Regions from separate parts of the Homo sapiens genome. Here all the other regions are linked to region 1. Evidence: chromatin contacts called from ENCODE Hi-C or POLR2A ChIA-PET data. All regions are on one chromosome and are shown on one strand. The core of a region is the stretch at or near the end of the contact, and the rest is flanking DNA. Distances in the headings are between cores, read along the strand shown. Region 1 holds the start of KBTBD6 (kelch repeat and BTB domain containing 6). Region 2 overlaps ELF1 (E74 like ETS transcription factor 1). Region 3 overlaps ELF1 (E74 like ETS transcription factor 1).

Region 1 (3,075 bases), core at 203-2,702:
AGACAGCTAAAGTGGTGACAGTCCTAGTGTGAGCCAGACAGGTCAAAGGTGACGGCACTTTGTAAAGGTCCCCCGAGTATGGATCACAGCAGAGAAAGGGATCTCTGGGGTGTCCAAAGAAGATCACCATCTCCTTGGCACACATACCCAGTCTCTGGGGTGGATTTTCTGCTGCAGATACAAGAGAGTTGCTGCTGCTACTGCTGCTGCTGCTGTTTGGCACTGGCACCAGAGACTTGTACAACAGGTCACCATAGCGCATCTGCAGGGCCCCTTCAATAACGTCCAGGCAGTACTTCTTCACGATGGGCTTGGTCAGCAGCCCTTCTAAGTAGTCCTGATCTTCTTCAGTGAAGTGCATCCAGCGCACGCACTTGAAGACTTCTGCAGCACTGGGACCCCGCTCTTTGGGAGCAGCCTCCAGCCACTGCACTGCCACATGGCACACTGTCTGCTCACTCTCCACGTCCAGACTATCCAAGCGCAGGACAGCCAGCAGCTGGGCCAGGGTCAGATCTGCTAGAGTCTCCTCCCGAATTGAACCCATGTGGCTGAGTTGCTTGAAGTTCTGAGCTATATAGGACTGGGCCTGGGATCGCAGCTTGCGATGGCCAAAGGCATCTGCAAACTTGAGGATGGCGGTGCAGTTGGTCAGGTCAAGACGTCGGGCTAAGAAGGAGGCACAGGCTTCCCGCACATATTCCAGCTGTAGCATGTCGGAGGCCGCGTACAGGCGCTCCACGTTGGCCTCACTGAGAGACACACGACCCGTGTAGCAGTAGTCGACCAACACCTCGAAGGACTCGGCGTCCACATCGTGCATGGTCACGCTGGCCTGCTGGCTCTCGTACATGCCACCTGTGAACATGCTCTTGAAGTAGGGACATGCCGCGGCCAGCACATTGCGGTTGCAGGGGAACAGGCGACCCGTGCCAGGCCCGCTGCCAGGCGTCACCACCTCGATGGTCACATCACACAGCAGCCGCGCATCGTAGAAGGACTTGAGCTGTGCCAGCAGGGCTGCAGAATGGGCCGTGTCCTTTAATTCCTCTGGACCCGTGAAAAAGGCCGAAACTGTGGGTTTGTGAATCTTCTTGGGCCGCTTCCCACCACGGGGACTGGCTAGGCGGCGAGAGCGCGGGGCGTCTTCCCGGGACTGCATGGTGGAGATGGCGACGGGCGCTGATGGCGAGAAACGCTGCAGGACCCGGCTCTGGCTCCTCCTCAACCTTCCCTCGCTGACGCTAAGATAGCAGCGTCTCCGAAGAGACAGCAGCACGAGCCCATTTACTGAATTCAACCCTACCCCGCAGAACCGCCTCCCGTTATCGTTTAGACAGTGGCTGACTCACCCTCTCTCACTCCCGCGTCCTTTCTCCGCGTCTGCTCGCCTTCACAGGACCCGCTGGCTTGGAGCCGCAGAAGCCGCTACTGCAGCGTGGGCGACAATGCTAGGCGCCCAGGAGAACTACCGCTCCCAGGTTGCCTTTCGCGCCCCGAGGGCTGCTGGGACTCTCGGACTCCCGGGCCGAGACCGAGGGAAAGAATCCGCTTTGCATGTCGGGAGTAGTAGTTTGTGTAATATCGCGATCCTTCTCTGGTGTTCCTTGTTTTAGCTGACGACACTCGAGAGCGCCAATTTTCCTAGATTCGATTTTGTGGTTTGGAACTGTGGTTTTGGAATCCAGAGTAGTCGCCTCGTTCTAGTATGTATTGTTTGACTTGTCTCTTTGAACTGTTTCTTCTTTTGTAAGACGTGAACAGTAGTATTTCATAGGATTGTGTGAAGATTACATGAGTTGGTTATAGGACGCTGTTAATAAATATTTGTTGGTTTGTAGAATAATTACTCAGTTCTTAGAATTATAAAGGTTCGATAAGTTTTCTTCCAGCCTTTATTAAAAAAAAAAAAAGGAAGCACCACTAATTTGAAATTATGAGCCTGTAGGAAAACAAAAAACCCCCCAAAACAGAAAACCTTGCAAGTTCCAGCAGAGATCCCTTTTTAGGGGCGTGTGTGTGTGTGTGTGTAAATTAGATTTTATTTTTAGGTTTACGGAAAAATTGAGCAGCAGGGACAGGGAACTTCCATATATCTCTCCCCACTTCACAGTTCCCTTATTATTAACATCTTGTATTAGTGTATGTATCCATTAGAAGTGATTTTTTTTTTTTTTTTTTTTTTACTCACTATGCCTCTCCCTGGTACCAAAAGATAACTCAGGGTTTGTAGGATTGGTTGGCTATCGCTGGAATTAGATCCCTGGCTTTTTCACAATTGCCTGTCCTTATTTGCCATGACTAAAAGGAGACCACCTCCAGTCACCTGACTTTGAGACTTTCCTTCCATATCTGCATTTCAAAACCTGAAGTCCTCTGTAGCCACTTCTCCCACTTGGTCTCTCCAATATTCAGTACCCCTTTCCCTTTTTTACACAAAAGAAGAGACATGCTTTAGGGGGTCCTCACCCCAAAACACAATGGAAGCCAGAGGCCTGGTTGGTAATTTAGCATCCTTTTAGACCCAGTGGCTCAAGCATTTCTCCCCTTGCTTGTATGAAGTTGCCTCTCCATCAGAGCTGACTTTATTTCTAGTCATTCACTCAACCTTTACTTACCCCGTGCAGTTCAGACATTAGAAGTCACTGAGAACACCTAACACGTTTCCGCTTCGGACTCACCTCCTGTGAAACCCTGCCACTGTCTTCCTCTCTCATCACTGTCCACCGTAGTCAAAACAATCAAGCCACTCTTCTTCCCATTCCCTCTGAAGGACAACCTTGTGACTGAATCACCGTCACACAGTCATTCACATTTCCTCACTCTGACATCACCAGAACTCCTCTCAGAGACCTTGATATCACCTTTGTAGATGGTTCTTACCTCAGGAGTACAAATGGGGAATTTTAAGCAGGATACACTATTGCAGATTTTCAACAGCCTATTAAGTTGAAATCTCCACTTAAGTTAACATGGCCCAAATCATTGAATTCTTAAGCACTCACCCAAACTTGCATGTTAGCACAAGATAAGGGAACTAACATTTATAGAGACAGCCAGTTTACTTTTGGAATT
Region 2 (3,075 bases), core at 243-2,742, 200 kb before region 1:
ATAGCATTAGACCTCTAAACATAATGATTTTTTTCATCTACAAAAATTTCTGTTATACTAGAAAATTTGCAGAAGACATTTTTTTCTTGTGACATTAAATGTACATTATTTACAGTTGAAAAAGTAATCTAAAAACATTTCATTTCAGAAAGTTGGATATATATGTTATCTTTGTATGCAACCCCCCCCAAGTCCGCCCCCAGTAAAAAATGATCCAAAATATAAAGCAATTATGCTTTTATAACTGACTACTCAGCCAGATTAGCCCAAGGCTCAAGTTGCTTTCTTGGCCCTTAAGAAAGAGTCTTGACTCTCTCAAAATAGCAGTATTCTGTTTAGCACTTAGCAACACAAGTTTACTAATGGACCGCAAAGCACAGTGGCCTAAAGAGTTAGTAAACAAATTATTTAGGAAGAATTTATGGCAGATCTTACCCATAACAGATGAATAAATTTTGTTGGGTCACTTATTTCTCTGCAACATTTTAGCTATTCTTACATTAGGAAATAACCTGATAATGATTTAATTGACATAACTTGAAAATATAGGTATTAGAATTAAAAAAATTAGAACTAGAAGAGAAAGTGGTGATCATCTAGTCTAATCCAATACATCTCTTCCTTTTATGAGAGGAACTAAAGCCCAAAGAGGTCAAGATTACATAGCTAGTTAGTGGGAGTGCCATTCTTAGGCTGATGCTTTTATACTATCCTGCTTCTGAAACAGGGTCAGCCATACCACCAGCACCTCCAATTTTTCATGTTATTCTACATATTCATAGTTCTATATTATATAGTGCAGTCAACTAAAGTCAATCTAAGTGACACCATAATTTTAACAAAGCATAAAATAGGTTTTTTGCATTTGAAAGAGTCAAGACTTAACTTACACAAGTGGAATGAAAATAGTTCCTATATAAATTTCCTGTTGCCTTCTATTTAAGTTCTGTATTTACAAAAGAATCAGAAAATCTAATACAATGTAAAATTAGAAAAGAAACTTTAAAAATGCTTATGATATAGCAACTGAAATAAAAATCTCAAAAGAATGTCTTCATAGTGTAAAATGCCTGTTCCTTCACGATTGAATTCTGAAACATTTAGATAACAAAGAGAAACAGTTGAGTTTTCCTCCCTCATCTAACAAAGTCAAAATTAACTCTATTTTTAACAATTACAAAATTAGAAACCTCCTTAGAATTTATCTTAGAATCAGTCAGTCTGCATATAATTGAAAATGTTCAATTAACAAACAATTATTCATAAGCTTTGGTATATTAACTAAAAAGAGTTGGGTTCCAGCAGTTCGTTTTGTTTCATAGCTACCTGAGAAGTAAATCCATTGGAACTGGACACTACCATCACATAAGGCTGTGGCTGCTGCTCCGTTTTCTCAGTGTTCTCTTTCAAATGATCTTCAGATTCCTTTTTCTCTACTTCCTGTGTAAGAGTTTTTGTTTCTTGAGTTTTGATAACTGAAGTGATTACAGTGCCAGGTGGGTGAGCAACCAGCTGTGAACTGCGAGGAGAAAAGGTCACCACAGGTGCAGTAGCACTGAAGGATGGAGAGGAAGCCACACTGACGGTTCCATTGCAAATGGTCTGAACATTGCTAGTAAGGACCTGCTGAACCTGGGCAGGGCCCAAGACAATTGAAGGAGGAGAGCCCGCCTTTTGTGACTGCAGCATGACATTTTCTTTCAGTACTGTCATGGGCTGTGATGATGGAATGGCTTGTAAAATAAACTTCTGAGATCCAGTACCTGCTGATGGATCTGTGCTGGCTATAACTGTTGTGAGTGGCACTGTTTGGAGTGTTACTGTATGCAACTGCTGATTCCTAGGAGACACAACCACTGGAACTTGGGTTGGAGCCTGTATAGTCCTATTGAGATGATGAAATTAAAGTGAGACAATTAGCATATTCTACATCATTTAAAACTTTAACACTTGACAAGTCATTTTACAAAATACCAGTTATGTGTTTCAAAATGCTGCTTCCCATATTTTCAACAGAGCATGACCAATATCATGCCAGACTTTGTATTAAACACTACATACAGAGATGCCTAACACAAAACTCTCAGGCCATTAACTATGATACCATCTGCTGAGTGCTATGGAAGAAAGGTCTGTACATAGGGCCACATTAACACAAATGAGGAGCTAATTTTGTTGGGGAAGGAGGAGGATGTTAAAATGCTTAGCAAGAAGTTTGCATGAGCTTCTTAAAATTAGGAATTTAAAAGCAAATCTGTTTGATTCATTCCTGCTTTTTTTTTTTTTTTTTTTTTTTTAGATGGAGTTTCACTCTTGTTGCTCAGGCTGGAGTACAGTGGCGTGATCTTGGCTCACTGTAGCTTCTGCCTCCTGGGTTCAAGCCATTCTCCTGTCAGCCTCCCGAGTAGCTGGGATTATAGTCACGTGCCACCACGCCCGGCTAATTTTTGTAGTTTTAATTGAGATGGGGTTTTCTATGTTGGTCAGGCTGGTCTCAAAGTCCTGACCTCAGGTGATCCACCCGCCTCGGCCTCCCAAAGTGCTGGGATTATAGGCATGAGCCACTGTGCCCGGCCTGCTATTTTAATATTTGAGAGATAATGTTACCAACATGCTCATCCACAATAATTACCAAAATTCATATAATTGTATTCAACCTGTTTTTACATATAAAGGGAGAAGTGCTTAATTAACCTAAACAAAAAACCTACCTCAGTCTTAACCATATGACAGAATTCTTAGAATTTTAATAGCTCACATTTCATGTCATATTTAGATGAAACAAGCCATGATTATAATTAACCTGTCAGGGCTCTTGGACTGGTAGAGAAAATATGGCTAAGCTTTGGAAAAATACATAGAAGCATGTTTTAGCAGTTTTCCAGGTTCAAATAATTTTCACAAATTTTGGTCATAAAGCTACAGTTTAACATAAAATCCTTTAATGCAAAATCTAGTTTATGTAGGTTGTTAATCCCACTCATTGAAGAGAAAGTTACATAAATGATATTATGAGTCAATCTAATTTAAAAAGTTCACAGCTCTGAAATTTATAGTTAAGGTTATTGTTAATAT
Region 3 (3,075 bases), core at 189-2,688, 160 kb before region 1:
TGAAATCCTTTCAACAAATCCCCATGGCACATTTTTAATAATTATCTTTGGGAATAAATAATACAGAACATATTTATATTCCAAGAGTATGAAACATCATTGCTTCCTTTCCATATAGTGCCCCTCCTCAATGGTTTCTACTATTTCTAAATTCCAAAGTGTATTTTAAATGATTTCAGGAATTGATGTATTACACAAAGCAAGCTAGGATTGTACAATAGATTTCCAAAGCCCAGTACAAAGTTTTCTGTGAAGAATTCTTCATAGCCAAATTCTCCACATACTTTAAAAAAATATGCCACTAAAACAGCTCCAAATATTTCTGTTGATTAACTCAAGCTCCCTGTAAACACTTTCTATATTCTTTTTTTTTTTTTTTTTAGACAGGGTCTTGCTCCGTTGCCCAGGCTGTAGTACAGTGGCACAATCACAGCTCATTGCAGCCTTGACCTCTGGGGCTCAAGCAATCTTTCCACCTCAGCGACATGAATAGCTGGGAGAACAGGCATGTGCCACCACACCCAGCTAATTTTTGTGTTTTTTGTAGAGATGGGGTTTTGTCATGTTGCCCAGGCTGGTCTCAAACTCCTGGGCTTAAGCAGTCCATCTGCCTCAGCCTCCCAAAGTGCTGGGATTACAGACATGAGCCATTGCGCCCAGGGACCTATTCCTTATTATAAAATAAAAAGCAGTTTTAGCAACCAGGCAGAAAAGTTTATGTAGTTGTAGTACCCACTGCTCAACACATTGGTCTAAATTATAAGAACATCATAGTTTTACTGACTACAGGTGTAGTACATGAGTCTAGTTCTTAAAAATGTTATACATAAATGTATTTGGGAAAAAGTAAAAAATCGCACTAATCCTAGATATAATCAGTATAAAAGACAATTTACTTAATAGTCTTCCATATTCTCTTTTTCCTTTATGGTTCTTTTTCTCTCTTATACCCTAGCATAATGGTTAAGAGTTTGGGCTCTCTCAGGTCAGTCAATTTCAATACAAGTGGCACTTTACAGTTGTGTGTTTCTGGGTAACATGCATTCCTTCAACCTCTTTGAGATTCCTCATTATACATGTTTTCCTTACTTGTAAAATGGGGATAACAAGAGTTGTCACACCATACAGGCTTTTAAAGATGAAAATATAAAATGCATATCACGTGCAGGGCCTGGCAAGGGTAAGAGACAATAAGTGTTCATTAATTATTAAACAGCACATAAATTTTTAGATTAGCCTAGTGTTTATATGTGTGTATGCAAATTCTGCCAGGTTTTGGTATCAGTGTTATGTCAGTTTTGTAAAACTGAATTAGGAAACTCTCTCTGAACCGAAACTGTTTAAATTAGTTCATTAAATTTTTAAGACAGGGTCTCTGTCAGTGAGACTCCAGGCTAGAGTGCAGTGGCACAATCATGGCTCACTGTAGCCTCTACCTCCTAGGCTTGAGATCCTCCCACTTCCGCTTCCCAAGCAGCTGAGATCAGAGGTACAGGCTGCCACATCATGCTAATTTTTAAATTTTTTGTAGAGATAGAGTCTTACTATGTTGCCCGGGCTGGTAAAGTTGAAAATCACTCACTCACGAAACTATCTGGGCCTACAGGTTTTGTGCATGTGGGGATTGTTCCCTGGCAATTTCCTCAGTTTCTTTCATTGTTACTGGCACATTTTCAAAGAAAAAAAAATCTACATTATTACCATTCCAAAAACTTAAAATATTTCAATGCATTAGCTCAAATGATATAGCAAATCCTTATACTGTTCTGCATTATCCCATCATCCCTTAAAATATAAACAAACAAATCAAGTGTCGTCAAGATTAATGAGGAAATTAACGAACAGCTAAAAGACAAATTATCCTCTAGTTGATACTCTAAAAGAGTGTTACTAAATCAGAACTGGAATCTAGACTTATTTAGTAATTCAGCTAGGTTACTTTGAACAGTAATTACTCTGGATGCCTTTGTAAGCTTGCCCTACAAATCTATCACAGGTGAAAGATTCTAATACAGGTCTCCTAGTCACTTAGTAATAAATTCAAGATAACATTATACTATAGAAAACGGGAAAAATACGATCTCTATCATACAGTGACTTGTAAGAATCCAAGTGTATACAGAAAAGACTGTAAACTACAAAGAGCTGTACAAGATGTTAGGCAGTGTTATCTTTACATTGTATTCAAGACTAAGGCAAGTAATGTTTTCTTGGCATGGAGGTTAACATGCAAAGATGCTGCTTTGGATGTTAATCTTCGTGCCAAGTATGTTTGGATGTTAACCTCCGTGCCAAGAAAACATACTTGTCTCTATTAGCCTCCTTACACTTCCCAATGGCGTTTGTTCTCTAATATCCTCATTTTTATGGATTATGTACCTGCTATAAATGTCACATAGATAAACATGTGGTTTAATTAAGGGGAAAAAAGGATTCAAGTGTCTGGTCAATGTACTTTCAACTAAAAAAACTCACTACAGCGCTGTGTAAAAAGTGTTCTCTAGTCTCTGTCTTTGGGAGTCTTTCAATATAATAAACTATAAAATAGAATACAGTGGTACCCCTAATGTAGTGATGACGGAAGCAGCTACTATGTTAAGGACGTCATATGGCTTTATCCACTCAATCCCCACAACACTAGGCTATATATTATTGACACATACTAGTCACCCAGCCAGAAAAAGCTGAAATCTGAACCCAAGCAATCTGACTCTAGAGTCCACAAGTTTAACCACTACCAGTACAGGATCCTATAGATAAACTACTTAGAATTTATTACTAAGTCATAATGAAAGTCTCATTTCAATTAACGCTTGGATAAAAAATGTATATTATATATAGATTGATAGTTATCTTCTAAATGATCACTGTATTAGACCTACAGCTGAAACAAGTTTGTTTTCTTTTTCTTTTTTTTTGAGACAGGGTCTTACTCTGTCACCCAGGCTACAGTGCAGTGGCAAGATCACAACTCACTGCAGCCCCCACCTCCCAGGCTCAAGTGATCTTCCCAACTCAGCCTCCTGAGTAGATGGGACCACAGGCAGGCACCACAACACCCAGCTATTTTTTTAA

The links. A loop is a pair of places that touch in the nucleus more often than their neighbours do. ChIA-PET counts read pairs that join two places held with the same protein, here RNA polymerase II (POLR2A). Pooled maps may share reads with other maps.
Region 2: a loop to region 1 is called in a pooled map, with 2.6 times the contacts of the local background. The contact joins the enhancer-like site here to the promoter of KBTBD6 in region 1. A Hi-C loop is called at or near these places in 10 of 168 maps with a recorded cell type or tissue (CD4-positive, alpha-beta T cell, CD4-positive, alpha-beta memory T cell, CD8-positive, alpha-beta T cell and 4 more), 4 of 37 single-sample maps with no recorded cell type and 25 of 50 pooled maps. POLR2A ChIA-PET finds 5 or more read pairs at or near these places in 1 of 52 experiments (activated naive CD4-positive, alpha-beta T cell).
Region 3: a loop to region 1 is called in a map of GM12878, with 2.4 times the contacts of the local background. The contact joins the enhancer-like site here to the promoter of KBTBD6 in region 1. A Hi-C loop is called at or near these places in 1 of 168 maps with a recorded cell type or tissue (GM12878), 2 of 37 single-sample maps with no recorded cell type and 7 of 50 pooled maps. POLR2A ChIA-PET finds 5 or more read pairs at or near these places in 1 of 52 experiments (T-cell).

What each region holds. Positions count from the first base shown.
Region 1 is chr13:41,131,350-41,134,424 of GRCh38, forward strand. It overlaps KBTBD6 (kelch repeat and BTB domain containing 6), which reads right to left and starts at 1,453. Exons shown (of 1, transcript NM_152903.5): 1 at 1-1,453. The coding sequence starts at 1,162. It overlaps KBTBD6-DT (KBTBD6 divergent transcript), which reads left to right and starts at 1,579. Exons shown (of 4, transcript NR_120423.1): 1 at 1,579-1,706. RefSeq lists enhancers at 1,106-1,155, 1,516-1,755.
Region 2 is chr13:40,932,144-40,935,218 of GRCh38, forward strand. ELF1 (E74 like ETS transcription factor 1) reads right to left here. Exons shown (of 9, transcript NM_172373.4): 9 at 1-1,885. The coding sequence ends at 1,282. Among named protein-coding and RNA genes, the nearest start is that of ELF1, 86 kb to the right of the region's middle. Within about 2 kb of position 1,493, at least 3 of the 41 ENCODE cell types and tissues checked have a DNase peak (open chromatin) inside an H3K27ac peak, as active enhancers do.
Region 3 is chr13:40,968,358-40,971,432 of GRCh38, forward strand. The region is part of intron 2 of ELF1 (E74 like ETS transcription factor 1); the gene reads right to left. Among named protein-coding and RNA genes, the nearest start is that of ELF1, 49 kb to the right of the region's middle. Within about 2 kb of position 1,439, at least 3 of the 41 ENCODE cell types and tissues checked have a DNase peak (open chromatin) inside an H3K27ac peak, as active enhancers do.